Regions from separate parts of the Homo sapiens genome. Here region 1 is linked to region 2. A link is a contact called in ENCODE Hi-C or POLR2A ChIA-PET data. All regions are on one chromosome and are shown on one strand. Each heading gives the region's core, a stretch centred on a gene start or an enhancer-like site at or near the end of the contact. The rest is flanking DNA. Distances are from core to core; before and after follow the strand shown.

Evidence for each region. A loop is a pair of places that touch in the nucleus more often than their neighbours do. ChIA-PET counts read pairs that join two places held with the same protein, here RNA polymerase II (POLR2A). Pooled maps may share reads with other maps.
Region 1: a map of IMR-90 shows a loop between it and region 2 (1.8-fold over the local background). The contact joins two enhancer-like sites. A Hi-C loop is called at or near these places in 1 of 168 maps with a recorded cell type or tissue (IMR-90) and 4 of 50 pooled maps. POLR2A ChIA-PET finds 5 or more read pairs at or near these places in 1 of 52 experiments (AG04450).

The regions. Positions count from the first base shown.
Region 1 is chr1:245,869,069-245,876,464 of GRCh38, forward strand. All of the region lies in intron 8 of SMYD3 (SET and MYND domain containing 3), which reads right to left. Among named protein-coding and RNA genes, the nearest start is that of SMYD3-AS1, 240 kb to the right of the region's middle. RefSeq lists an enhancer at 629-1,828. Within about 2 kb of position 6,048, at least 12 of the 41 ENCODE cell types and tissues checked have a DNase peak (open chromatin) inside an H3K27ac peak, as active enhancers do.
Region 2 is chr1:245,595,520-245,602,645 of GRCh38, forward strand. KIF26B (kinesin family member 26B) reads left to right here. Exons shown (of 15, transcript NM_018012.4): 6 at 7,058-7,126. Among named protein-coding and RNA genes, the nearest start is that of KIF26B-AS1, 360 kb to the left of the region's middle. Within about 2 kb of position 4,074, at least 2 of the 41 ENCODE cell types and tissues checked have a DNase peak (open chromatin) inside an H3K27ac peak, as active enhancers do.

The DNA of each region.
Region 1 (7,396 bases), core at 4,798-7,297, 280 kb after region 2:
ATATAATTCAGGACAAAGTTATTCAGGAAAAAAAAAATCTCTTTGAATTTTACTTTTACCACATAAAAGGAGCTTGAATGGGTGAGTCCTGGAATTTTTTTTTAGGGGATGGAAACATTCATTTTACATTCATTTAAACATCAAATATACTATTGCTGGATTTTCTACAAATGCTAAAAAGAATTCAGCCTAGAAGCAGAAGGATTCCTAAGAAAGCTGACTTTCCTGGGAAATGATCGAGAGAATGAAGAACCTGCTGGTTCCAGCGCTGGTGGCATCTCTGCCCTGACCCACTGCATGACCCCGGGCAAGTCTTCCTTTTCCTGGCCCTCACCTTCCTCACCTGCAGAAGGAGCAGCTAGTCTGGATGGCTGCTATGTAACCACTCTAGTGATTTCAGCAGTGCAGAACCAATTTAGCTCCATCTCTGGTGACTGCTCTTTTGCACAGCCCCGGAGAAGTCCTTCAAAAGCCTGTCTTTATTTTAAACAGTACAATCGTAGAGCTAGTTTATGAAAGACAGAACTGTGCCGTTGTTCTCAGGTAAGAACGAGTCTCATTTGTCCATTCTCTCTCTGACCGCACAAGCCCCTTGAATACCGCCCTCCCAGTTCACTCACCCCATTCTTTCCCCTCACAGCTCCACCCCAAAATCCTACCCACGCCCATCTCTGACTTCACTGCACCCACTCTTCCAACTAAAATCGCCATCCTGTGGCTTCTGTCAGGACTCAGCGTGTTTTCTGCTGTTTCCTCGGCTCACCACTCCATTTAAGTCTTTGGCTTTCTTCCCGTTTGTCCTTTTGGGACACAGCCCCTGCTGTACTCTATCAGGAAACCTTCTCTGGTTCTGCCTTCTGGGTTAGCCTGGCCCTCCAGGCCCCTCTGCACAGCCCCTAGCCCTGAACTGACACGAATGGTTTCCTGGATTGCCTCCCCAGGTATCCTCAGAACGCCCTGAGGGACCGTGACCTCATCATAGCTGTATTCCCAGTGCCTGCAAGGTAAATCACTCGGTAAATATTTGGTGATAGAGTGAATGAGAAGTGATCTTCCACAACCCATGGGCGACAGTATTACAAGAATAAAATACCTTAACTCCACCACAACAAAGAGAATCCCAACCAAGACAACAGGTTGTTCCTTTCACAGCACACGTCTACCTTGACTCTAATATTACTACACTAAGATCAGATACGTTCCCACCGCAGCTGTGGGTATTTGTCAAATACTACAGCTGGCATTGGTCATCATTTAGAGCCTAAGTGTGACACCCTCCCCCAGCACAGGAAACCCCACGCCGGCTCCGGACCCACGCTTTCTGACAATCGCGTCAAGGGTTATTTGGGGAGTGGGCTCGCTTACCTCTCCTGGCTTCTACCTCAAACACCATCCTGAGATTCTAATGGCGCTCTTGGCCCAGAGGTCCCTCGCTCCATCTATCCCTGCATGAATCAGTGAGGCCACCTACATTCCTTCATCCATAGCTGCTGAATCAATACCCCAGGATCATTTCCTTAACTGTAAAAATAGGTACCAGATGATATGAGATCATCTCACCACCACATAAAAGGGTATCACTCAACACGGTTACATTCAATTGGCCAAACGCTTCCTTTGGGTTTCGGAGTGGGAAGTTTACCTGCCAGATACCAGTAGTCACTGTGAATTACAAAGCTACGTTTCTTCCATAGGGAAAGTTTGGAGTCCAGCCAGGCTAGCTGAGTATAAACTTGAGAAAGTGACCACGGGCTCTGTCAGGTTAAACACACGAATCCATCCAGACCCACCTTGCAGCTCGAACACTTGAACAGATGTGTTCACTTAGCTTGCAAGCGTTTGATGTTGAAACTCGTATGCTGGGCCAATTTCAGATGGTTCTCATTAAAAAGAAGAGGAACAGGAGAAAGGTAATCTGCTTCCCAGTACTTCCTGTTATCCAGTACTCATGCAAACTCTAATTAGATTGAAGAGAGATGGAGTATAGGATGAAAAATAAAAAATTAATGAACACTTACAAACTTTTCCAGTAATTCAATAATTCATGTCTTAAACGGAAGAAAGGTTTTTAGTTTTAGTTTTTAAAGTAGAATGAGGTTCAAATACAGTGTCTGCACTCAAGAGAGAGATTGGAAAGTCTTGAAATTAAAAATTCTGAGGTAATTTGCAGTGTCTTTGACTGAGGTAGTCTGGTTGGGGCAATATACTGGGACTAGATTAATATACAACATCATTCAAAACCTTTATGATTAAAAGGAGACATCTGTGCTGGAACCAATTTCCACCTCCTTTGACAAAAACAACTGAAAGCAGTTCAGATGTAACTTGAGGGGAAAAGTGGCTCTTTCATAAAGCGGAAAAATAGTGGCTAAAAATAGAGCATTCACTGTTATATCAACTACAGACCAGTCAGTGGACATTATAGGCTGGGGAATAAGGAAAAGGAAGGAATGTTCTCAGGTTGAAGCACGATCAAATTGTAGTATGTTCTAATTAGCAATTAATCAGCAAATGTACACAACGATTAACAGAAATTAGTGAAAAAGAATGCCGGGCTTGGAGCCATAAGATGTGGAACTGAATCCCTGCTGCATATCCCTGCTGCCGAGCTGTGTAGTCTTGGCAAGTCCTTCAACCTTCCAGAGGCCCAATTTCTTCAGTGGTAACGATTCTCTAAGGAGATGCACCTTCTCATCTTTTCCTCTGCACCCTCTAGAGTTACTTACGTCCTAAATGTCACAGTGGCCTGAGTTTTCAATCCCCACCCTACAGGGCGGGGACCAACAGGAGGCTGACTAGAGTCAGCTTTGTTTGGTGGGAAAGAAAAAAATGGTGGAGGAGGGAGCACATTACAATGTAATCAACAACCAACTATGCTGTGACCCCACATCTCTGCACATCCCATTCCCTTTGCCGGGAAGGCTCTTCCTCAACGTAGTCATCCAAGCAAACTTCTCTGATCCACCACAAACCACACCAAACAGCCTCTGACATCCACAGGCACAATCCCTGTGCACTTCCCACTGGCTTTCATGATGCTTGCTCTACTGCCTGGCGGCAATGAGCGTAACTGTGATGCAGATGAAAAGCATGTCTTCCAGATGCTGTCATCAGCCCACAGGTGAAGTAAAATTGGCTTTAAAAGGTTATTTTTTCATCTATTTCATGAAATTGTGGGATCTCAGTGCCTTTAACAGATGTCCACAAGCAGGATGTAGCAGGGCTCTGAATTGTGAGTCCAAGCAGCTGCTTGCATCCTCGCAAGAGCCCAAAGTTCCCGCCTCCTGCTGCTTCACCCATCTCCTGAGCTGGCCGACCCCAGGATGGATGTCCTCTTCTCAGATGAGAGAGCCCAGAGTTCCTGCCGCCTTCTCCTTCACCGGCCTCCCTGAGCTGGCCGACCCCAGGATGGATGTCCTCTTCTCAGATGAGAGAGCCTTCTCCCGTCGGGCAGCCCCGTCACTCCCTTGGATCCAACTGAGGAGCACTTGGGCAACCAGGGGCTGTGAGCCCAATCCAAACAAAAATGCTCGTGGTGAGGAGAAGAAGTCATCAAACAGCTGAAGCCACTGGCAGCTCTGTTCCATTTCACTTTACATTCCCACCGTCGCTGCCAGCATTTGCCAAATGCCCATTTAGCTTTAGATCTCAGGCAGAAACAGGGCTCTCCTGCAACTACAAATTTCCACAAACCACACATTCAAACCAACTGCGATTTCAAGGTTCAATCTCCAGCTACACAGAATTGCCAGAAGGAAGGGGATATTCCCTTCATAGCTTCTGGGAAACGGAGCACAGCCTTGAAGGTATGAAGTCAGAACTTCTAGAACCACCAAAGGCCTTTTCCGGCTACAGCCTCAACACCTCCCCTCCCTCTGTGTGGGGTTGTTCCCATCCCAGTGAATAAAACTGCTTCTCAGAGAAATAAGCTTATTTGCTTATATAAAATCAAGTCAACCTGGAGAGAATAAAAACAGCATCTACACGTTGAGGGCAGTTTGAGAGCCTACCTCTTGTCAGTGGTGCTTGCTAAAAATGAGCCTTCTGTAGAAAAGCATTTTGTAGAAAACTAGCATGATGGGCTGATATACAAGGCAGTTAAACACACATGAATACATTTAGGAAGGAGACACTTGCTTGCACCCTCCCCCCATACTGGAAAGGTATGTTCCTGATGTAATAACATATAATGGGGATTAGATGACACAGAGGGCTATGAGCTCCACTTGCAAATGCACATTCAGACAAATTCTTTTCACATCTGTAGAGAGACTACCAAATGGATGGCTTAGGCTGCTGTAAGCCCATACTCACAACTCCTACCCAAGTCCTGCCAATACTGTTGTGTAAACGCTACCAGGTGGGAGGTTTGAGATTCTGGGAAAAATGCAAAGATTTTACAGGAAAATTGTTCTCCTGACAATAGCCATTAAGATAAAGTACACCTCCAAAGTTCAGGGTGAGTTTTGTCTTAATGAAGACCAAAGCTGCAGCCCTCATCTCCTTTAATCGGCCACATCTCCATCTTTTGTATTTTCTTCTTTGAGGACAGATGCTCTCATTCTCCTCTGCCAACAGAGATAAAAATGCTTTAAGCTGCCGCAGAACAGATTCAAGTGAGGTTTAAAGGGCAGTGTCCCGAAGGCGAAGGTTATAGGATAACCTAGATGTGGCCACTCCAGAGACATTCAGACATGGGATGAATGATAGCTTGATTTGGGTTCTGTGCTGTTGGCATGTAAGACTGTGTGACAGGCAGCACTACGGAAGTGGAACTAAGGAGGCCGGGCCCTGGTACCAGCTCTGCCACTGGCCAGCTGTGAGGCCTAGAGTCTAACAGTGCCTCCTGGCTCCGCTTGCCCAGGTGAGAACTACATTAGGGTTACCACTGACATGGAAACTAATCCTTCCACTCCATTAGTCGCCTATGTGTAAAGTATATGTTGTCCATGAAAACAGACCTGAAATTCTGATAGGAAGGTTGCTGGGGTTTGTGATTGTGCAACAAATTGTAAATGCCTTTGTTCTGATTTGTCCCTCCTTCATTCTATTTTAAACTGAGTTTTCTCAAGTATAAACAACCCCAGCCATAGCACAGAGAGTCTACAGGACTGAAGACAACACTCAACATGGTACTACCTTCTGCCAAACCAAGAATTTGACAATGGTTATTTAATTCACACATTCCCTCTAACATTTGTATGTATAATGATTATAACAGGCAATATTCCAAGCTTGGGTAAACATGGTATTTGCTTATCTGCTAAAGCGAGCACATCAGATTATCTAATCTGTGGTTCTGAATTAAAGGAATAGTTTAGCTGGGGTCCACAATGACAGCTTCACATAACAAGTCCCTGAGACACAAGTCTAGACATAGCTTTTTAGGAGGCAATCTTACGGGTCATCTAAAGAAATGATTTATTTTGACATTAGAACCTCTCTCTTAACATCAGTTAATGGAGGGTTCCATAGCGTCCCCTAAGTCTTCAGAGTTGGGCTGCAGAAATTATCCCGTTCTACAAACACTTCATAAGGCAGCACTGAAATCCTTAGACCATGTGTCACACAAGCCAAAAGTTCAAAAGAAACATGTCGCTGTTCGAGGGAAAGAAATTACTTTAATCTCTCAGCCTTTAAAAAAAAATTCTAGAATTGTATTTTGTATCTCACTGGAAAAAAAGCCAGTGTTCCTCCAATTATTCTAAAACAAAAAAAGAAAAGTCTGTAGTCTGTGAATCAATCCATACAGAGATCTGTCCCTTGAAGCTGGAGGGTGGGTCACCCCAGAGGGCAGTCACTTGGCCTAAAGGTCTGGTGAGGAGAACACTACTTTGTAAAGTTTGGGAGGAGAGAGGGGTGACCAGATTCCATGGTACAGCTCTTTTGTGCCTCACCTCGTATCCATGAGACAGACTACACAAAATCACCAGGACTTAGACGCTCCTGCAAGCAGCTCTGCAGCCATGGAAGTGAAGTGCTGGCTGACGGCACGGCGAGCCGCTTCCTGGCACGCCAACAGAAAGCACATGTCTGCATTTTTGATTCCAGTAAACTCCAGGCTGGCTCTCAGCCAGAGGACCTCTTTGTAATGTCAAAGATAAAAGTACTGGCCATGTTTGGCACCCTGCCTCCACCTCCATTCTCTTGTAACCGTCTCATAAACCAAGCATGCATTACTGTTAACAGAGTCTTCCAGACAAAGGTCTGACGGAGCTTCATAAACATTAGCAGATGACGATCAGACAGGTCCCTACTGCACAGGAAGGAAAGGAGGTACAGGGAGGGGCAAGTGATTTCACTCAGAACATGCTGGAAATTGTGGGGAGAGCTGGAAATAGATATTCAACTATATACTCAGAATACTCCTACTACCAGAGAACTGCTCACTGAGCCGCCTGAGTCGTGCACATCTTCCATTAGAACCTGGCATGTGGGCAACATCAAACCTCAAATCTGTCCCCAGCAGTATAGGTATCATCTTTATATTGATATCTGATGAAGTTCCTCAAATTTGGATGTTCAAAATGGCTTTTTGAGTATACAAGATGATATAATGCTTCTCATACCCCTAATATTCTTCCTCTTGCCCAAGGGAATGCTACGATGCCAGTCACAGAAGATTTAGGAAATGATTACCTTTTGATTAGTTTTTGTTTTCATTTTGGGTCATACTCATTGTGGGCCAAAATTACACAGCCCTAGCTGTTTGCCTTTACCATTTCTGTTTTACTTTCCATTTAACTTTTGAGACTACTCTGAAAGTAAGATTTTAAGGTTTGTAAATGCTTACCAACTAAAATACGCAAGGATTTCTTTTCCGGAGGTAAACAAACTTACAAATCCCTCTTGCTCTGTGCAAGAACAAGGGGTACCCAGACCTTCATTCAGAGGACTTAATATGAGAAAGTCCCAGGTCTTCATCACCAGTGGAAGCTGGATAGCTCTGGATGTGCTTTTTAAAATATGTATCAGAGGCTTTAATTCACTCCAGAGGGCTGCAGAGAGCTTACTTCCTCCCCTATGCTACCAAGAGTGTGCAAACACACAGATACCCACAGACATGCCCACATACACACACATCCCAGGAATATGCTTTAAGGGATACTGAGGGCTCCGACTTTCCCTCAAACTGCAGACCTGTTGTTCCTCCAGCTTTGTCTCTCCTCTTTGCTGTAAGGGCCTAGTAAGGTAAGGTGGGTATATACTTAGAATCACCTCAGGAGCTGTTAAGAATACAGACCGGGTTCCATCGAGGCAAATGATATCAGCATCTCTTGGGGGCAGGCAGATACCGGTATCTTTTCTAAGCTCCCCAGGTGATTCCAATGCACAGTCTGGGCCAAGGACCATCAGCGTGGCCTTTGCCGCCTCAGCCATTGCTCCGAATCTCTGC
Region 2 (7,126 bases), core at 2,824-5,323:
CGTGGTGGATAAGCTTTTTGATGTGCTGCTGGATTCAGTTTGCCAGTATTTTATTGAGGATTTTCACATCGATGTTCATCAGGGATATTGGCCTGAAATTTTCTTTTTTTGTTGTGTCTCTGCCAGGTTTTGGTATCAGGATGATTCTGGCCTCATAAAATGGGTTAGGGAGGAGTCCCTCTTTTTCTATAGTTTGGAATAGTTTCAGAAGGAATGGTATCAGCTCTTCTTTGTACCTCTGGTAGAATTCAGCTGTGAATCTGTCTGGTCCTGGGCTTTTTTTGGTTGGTAGGCTGCGAAATTACTGCCTCAATTTCAGAACTAGATATTGATCTATTCAGGGATTCGACTTCTTCTTGGTTTAGGCTTGGGAGGGTGTATGTGTCCAGGAATTTATCCATTTCTTCTAGATTTTGTAGTTTATTTGCATAGAGGTGTTCATAGTATTCTCTGACGGTAGTTTGTATTTCTGTGGGATCAGTGGTGATATCCCCTTTATCATTTTTTATTGTGTCTATTTGATTCTTCTCTCTTTTCTTCTTTGTTAGTCTGGCTAGCGGTCTATTTTGATAATCTTTTCAAAAAACCAGCTCCTGGATTCATTGATTTTTTGAAGGATTTTTTGTGTCTCTATTTCCTTCAGTTCTGCTCTGATCTTAGTTATTTCTTGCCTTCTGCTAGCTTTTGAATCTGTTTGCTCTTGCTTCTCTAGTTCTTTTAATTGTGATGTTAGGGTGTCGATTTTAGATCTTTCCTGCTTTCTCCTGTGGACATTGAGTGCTATAAATTTCCCTCTAAACATTGCTTTAAATGTGTCCCAGAGATTCTGGTATGTTGTGTCTTTGTGCTCATTGGTTTCAAAGAAATTATTTATTTCTGCCTTCATTTCATTATTTACCCAATAGTCATTCAGAAGCAGGTTGTTCAGTTTCCATGTAGTTGTGCAGTTTTGAGTGAGTTTCTTAACCCTGAGTTCTAATTTGATTGCAGTGTGGTCTGAGAGACTGTTTGTTATGATTTTCATTTTTTTGCATTTACTTCCAATTATGTGGTCGATTTCAGAATATGTGGTGCTGAGAAGAATGTATATTCTGTTGATTTGGGTTGGAGAGTTCTGTAGATGTCTTTTAGGTTCACTCAGTCCTGAGCTGAGTTCAAGCCCTGAATATCCTTATTAATTTTCTGTCTCGTTGCTCTAATATTGACAGTGGGATGTTAAAGTCTCCCACTATTATTGTGTGGGAGTCTAAATCTCTTTGTAGGTCTCTGAGAATTTGCTTTGCGAATCTGGGTGCTCCTGTATTGGGTGCATATATATTTAGGATCATTAGCTCTGCTTGTTGCATTGACCCCTTTACCATTATGTAACGCCTTAATTGTCTTTTTTTAATCTTTGTTGGTTTAAAGTCTGTTTTATCAGACACTACGACCGCAACCCTTGCTTTTTTTGTTTGTTTTCCATTTGCTTGGTAAATCTTCCTCCATCCCTTTATTTTGAGGCTATGTGTGACTCAGATGGGTCTCCTGAATACAGCACCCTGATGGGTCTTGACTCTTTATCCAATTTGCCAGTCTATATCTTTTAATTGGGGCATTTAGCCCATTTACATTTAAGGTTAATATTGTTATGTGTGAATTTGATCCTGTCATTATGATGCTAGCTGGTTATTTTTCCCATTAGTCGATGCAGTTTTTTCATAGCATGAATGGTCTTTACAATTTGGTATCTTTGTGCAGTGGGCTGGTACCAGTTGATCCTTTCCATGTTTAGTGCTTCCTTCAGGAGCTCTTGTAAGGCAGGCCTGGTGGTGACAAAATCTCTCAGCATTTGCCTGTCTGTAAGGGATTTTATTTCTCCTTTGCTTATGAAGCTTAGTTTGGCTGGATATGAAATTCTGGGTTGAAAATTCTTTAAGAGTGTTGACTATTGGCCCCCACCCTCTTCTGGCTTGTAGGGTTTCTGCAGAGAGATCTGCTGTTAGTCTAGGGAAGATGGGCTTCCCTTTGTGGGTAACCTGACCTTTCTCTCTAGTGCCCATAACATTTTTCCATCATTTCAACCTTGGTGAATCTGACGATTTTGTGTCTTGGGGTTGCTCTTCTCGAGGAGTATCTTTTTGGTGTTCTCTATATATTCTGAATTTAAATGTTGGCCTGTCCTGCTAGTTTGAGGAAATTCTCCTGGATAATATCCTGAAGAGTGGTTTCCAACTTGGTTCCATTCTCCCTATCACTTTCAGGTACACCAATCAAACATAGGTTTGGTCTTTTCACATAGTTCCATATTTCTTGGAGGCTTTGTTCATTCCTTTTCATTCTTTTTTCTCTAATCTTGTCTTCACGCTTTATTTCACTAAGTTGATCTTCAATCTCTGCTATCCTTTCTTCCGCTTGATCGATTCAGCTATTGATACTGTGTGTGCTTCATGAAGTTCTCATGCTGTGTTTTTCAACTCCATCAGGTCATTTGTGTTCTTCTCTAAACTGGCTATTCTAGTTAGCAATTCCTCTAACCTTTTTTCAAGGTTCTTAGCTTCCTTGTATTGGGTTAGAGCATGCTCCTTTAGTTCAGATAGAGAGATGATAAGGGATCAGAAGAGGCCAGTGGTGAATTAACTCTGTAGCCTAGAACCTTGTAGGGGTAAAAACTATTTATCATCACCTACACACTCTTACTGGGCATTTATTGTGGCCAAGACTCGGGTTCCTGTGTGTCTGTAGAGGGCCTTCATTGTGGGTATCCACAAAGTGAGTTGAAACAAAGCTCATGCATGAGAAGCGCTGATGGAGTTCTCCCTTGCTCCTGCCACCTTCTTATCATCTGTAGTCTTTTTCTTACTGCTGAGGGATCCTTCCAGTGGTCACATTTGCCCATAGCCCTCCTGAACGCTTGAGTCTGCAGAAAACCTCTAGCTGGACAGCTTCTGGGTAGAGAAACAGGCCATGAAGAGCCTCCTACATGTGCACCATGTGGCTACGCTCCGTGACGAGGGAAAAACAGGAATATCTGTCTGCTGTGATCACGTGTAGTGGTCACGGTGAGAGATGACGGGGCTGCTCCTCCTCAGCCTCCAGTCAGGCTGTGTGGCAGCGATCACCTCCATGTCGATGGAGTGTCTGTGCAGTTTGGGAGCGAGGCTCTGCCTCTCTCGGTGAGTGTCTCACAGTTCCTTTCTCCCTCAGCCCCATGATGCCGTCCAGAACAAGGTGCTGAACTGATTAATGAGCAGGACATAAAGACAACTGCTGTCCAGAGCAACAGCTGTCCCAATCCATCCGTGGAATAAACAAACAGGGCAGAGCGAGGTCCCGACCAGTGGGGACTTGGGTGCAGGAAATGCCAGTCTCTTCTTGCTTGAATCAGGGTGTCAGGGGGCCTTCCTGGCCACCACTCAGGCTGTTCCTTTAGCTTTCTGGATCCCATTCCCTGCAGGTCTACCCTTGGGAGTGAAATAGTGACCGTCCCTTTGAGCCCGAGAGCTGGGGAGAAGGCCGTGCCTGTTAACAGCTGCCTGGACCCTCTCTGGAGAGCAGCAGGGAGAGGCGGGGCTGGAGGAGATGTTGCCAAGAACCTAAGGGTGTTAGTGACAAAAGCAAGAACTCCTGGCAACAAGTCCGAGGGACTTTCTTGATCACAAGTGGTATCTCCTAAGCACTTTAATTATAGCAGATTAAGCAGGAAGTGGAGTGCCGGACTAAAGGAATAATGATACAAAGGAGGTGAAGCAGAAAAACTTAATTTCCTTCCTTTAAGGGAAAAAAAAGTCCATTTATTTAGACGCATTGCAAAGAAAAGAATGGAGTGTGGCCTTTCCCCCAGCTCGGAGCTCAGTGGGTTTTTAAAGAACTGTGTGTATCTCTTTGGCCAGACCAGCGACTGGGATCTTCAGCCTCTCTGCAGAAAATGAGCCGCAGGCTCGGGATTTCGTTAAGATGCAGGAGCATTCCTTCTGGACCAATGACTCACTCATTCAGCCCCTTCTTTCCCGCTTCTCCTTGTCAGCCCTCGCCTGGCTGAGCTCATATTTTACATTCAGCACCTCTGGTTACCCAGAAATTGCATGCAAAATTGTGAAATAGAAAAGCAGTGGGCTGTGGGCTCCATCAGCTCTGCCTGGCGTTGCATCATCCTTGACTTGCAATGCTCAGAGGCTGGGCTAGGAGATTTGCTTACAGAAAGCCTGAAGGTCCCAGGGACCTTCCCAAAGTTGCGACTTGAATGCATGCTCTTAGCACACATGCTGTGTAACTGGGGCAGATCTGTAGGAATGAGTGGAACTGAAATCAGACCTTAGAAAGTCACAGTGAATAAGAAAATTGCCAGAATGGAATGCAGATATACCTACTGGTTACTGTCCTGTATGTAGCGGCTGTGTGGGATTTGACTGTGTTTTACTAATAGGAGCCTTGTTGGGCCCAGTGCTTCATAACTAGCTCTGTCTGTCGGGAATCCCCCACAGTATCCTGCTTGTGATTCACGCTATCCAGAGTCCAGGGCAAGGAGTTCTAAAACCTTATCATGTTTTGTTTTGTTTTGATACAGAGTTTCACTCTTGTTGCCCAGGCTGGAGTGTAATGGCGTGATCTTGGCTCACCACAACCTCCGCTTCCCGGGTTCACGCCATTCTTCTGCCTCAGCCTCCCGAGTAGCTGGGACTACAGGCGCCCGCCACCATGCCCGGCTAATTTTTTGTATTTTTAGTAGAGACGGGGTTTCACCGTGTTAGCCAGGATGGTCTCTATCTCCTGACCTTGTGATCCGCCCGCCTCGGCCTCCCAAAGTGCTGGGATTACAGGCGTGAGCCACCACGCCTGGCCGTTTTGTTTTTGAGAGACAAGGTCTCGCTCTGTCACCCAGGCTGGAGTGCAGTGGCATGATCATAGCTCACTGTAACCTTGAACTCCTGAGCTCAAGTGACCCTGCTACCTCAACCTCCCAAGTAGCTGGCACCTGTAGGTGTGCACCATCACACCTGGCTATTTTTTTTTAATTAACTTTTTGTAGAGATGGGCTCTCACCATGTTGCCCAGGCTTGTCTTGAACTCCCACCTCTGCCCACATGCTGGGCATTCAATTCCTAGATCTCTTCCTCCCTCCTCTCTTGACTTGCCTCCTCCTGGATCATGATATCTTATCATTTTCCAATCACAGCGTTAATGGTAAGGCTTGAGGCTGGGCGTGGCACCCATGCCTGTAAACCCAGTGCTTTGGGAGGCAGAGGTGGGAGTTCAAGACAAGCCTGGGCCATGTTCAGCACTTTACATGCCCATTCACTGAGTTTGCACAGCCGCCCATATGACGGGCATTGTTATTCCTACTGTACAGGTGAGGAAATGGGGGCTCTGAGAAGTGTGACTGTTTGTGGGAGGCAGCAGCTGGCATGATGGAAAAAGTGTAGGCATTGGAGGTGGGATCCAAGTCCAGTCTTCCACCCACAGGTTCAGTGATGTGGGGCAAGTTATATAACACAGTTTTCTCATCTGTAAAATCTGGACAGGCATACCTACACCCTGGAGCATTGGGAGGATTAAATGAGATCGTGTAGATAACAGCATAGTCCTGGCATATGAGAGAAAATGGCAGGGATCTTTCTATGACCTCAGTGTGAGAAGCAAGATCTAAACCCTCAGAGGTAGAGTGCGTCCCACACTCGGGCTCCTTCTACTGGGACACTGGCTTCCGGATCTCCACGGAGAACTGTTCTTAAGTTAGAAGGCAAGCACAGCGGGGACACGGTGCAGGACACCTGCGGACCCAGTGCCCTTGGGATTCTTTACCTTCAGCTTTGCTCACTGCAGATTAGTCCTCATCGCTCAGCAGAGAGAGTCGAGATTGGCAGGAGGATCTCCGTCTTGAACAACATTATGATTCTCTGAGCATTTCTATATGTTGAAAATATTTTATTTAAAAATTACAACCACCCCTCCTCCTCAAAATTGCATGACAGAGATTTCACCAAACCTGACAACTGATGAGACAAAGAGAACAAGACACAGAGAGGAATTTAGAAATAATCCTTGTGCATACCTTCCGAAGTTGCCACATATTACTAAAATTACCTGTATCTGTGTCTATCCTGCTACTCTATGCATTACATATCTTTGCATCCCCCATGCCTAGCACAGTGCCCAGCACATAGTAGGTGCTCAAAAAAAGTGCCCATCATTTGTTGGACTGAACTCACAACACAGTAACAAAGAGCCAGTTAGAGCAAATGCTGTCCCTTTTCCCAGGACTGTAGCTTCCAGACCCGTGTGAGGCCTCAGCCTGATTTCTGTTCACCTTAGAACCCCAAGGCTGACTGTGCATTTCCATAAGCACCTCGCTCGCCTGCAGGACGGGGCTGGGTTGGTGGTGGGTACCAGAGGTGCTCAGTGTTCAATCACGCAGAAAGTGGGCTAAAGGGCAGCGCCTCCTGCTCCCTCCAGAGATGCACTTCCATTCTCTGAAACGACAACTTCTCTGCACTCGCTTAATGGGATCCCAAATAACACGTCGCAGACCAGTCTTTTATCACTGTTGCCCCTTGGAACACATTTCGAATGCTGGCCATTAAAAGCAGGCCATTTCACGGTTCTTTAATGATGACACTAATAACTGTGGATTTTTGTCTCCCAGAGTCCTGATGAGCTGAGCCAAGGAGTAAATTACGGAGCTAACTTTTATGTGCATGGTTTATTGATCTGTGAGCTTCAAGGAAACTGCACCAGCCCCTATAGTTTGGCAGTCCAGACTACCTTTTCATCTGTGTAATTGGGCCACGAGGGCGCAGTTAATATTCAATTTATATTAATAGGAAGACAAAGAACATGATGTGCCAGCTCCATATTGAAGTAATGGGCATATCAAAATATTCTACCTGGTAATTATAAATAAATCAGTTTTCCCGTGACCCACCAAGGATGATGTTGCTAATTCACTGTGCATTTCATCATAATTTATCCTGAGAAAGTTCAGTGCTGCCATGTGCATGTATATCGCAGAGTATACAAGGGTGCTCCATCGTAAAACACCCAGCTGTCTTCATCCATGCTGTCGCCCATCTTTTCTTAACAGGTGAAAGTCATGCTTCGCATCTGTTCCACCTTGGCTCGAGATACTTCAGAATCCAGCTCTTTCTTAAAG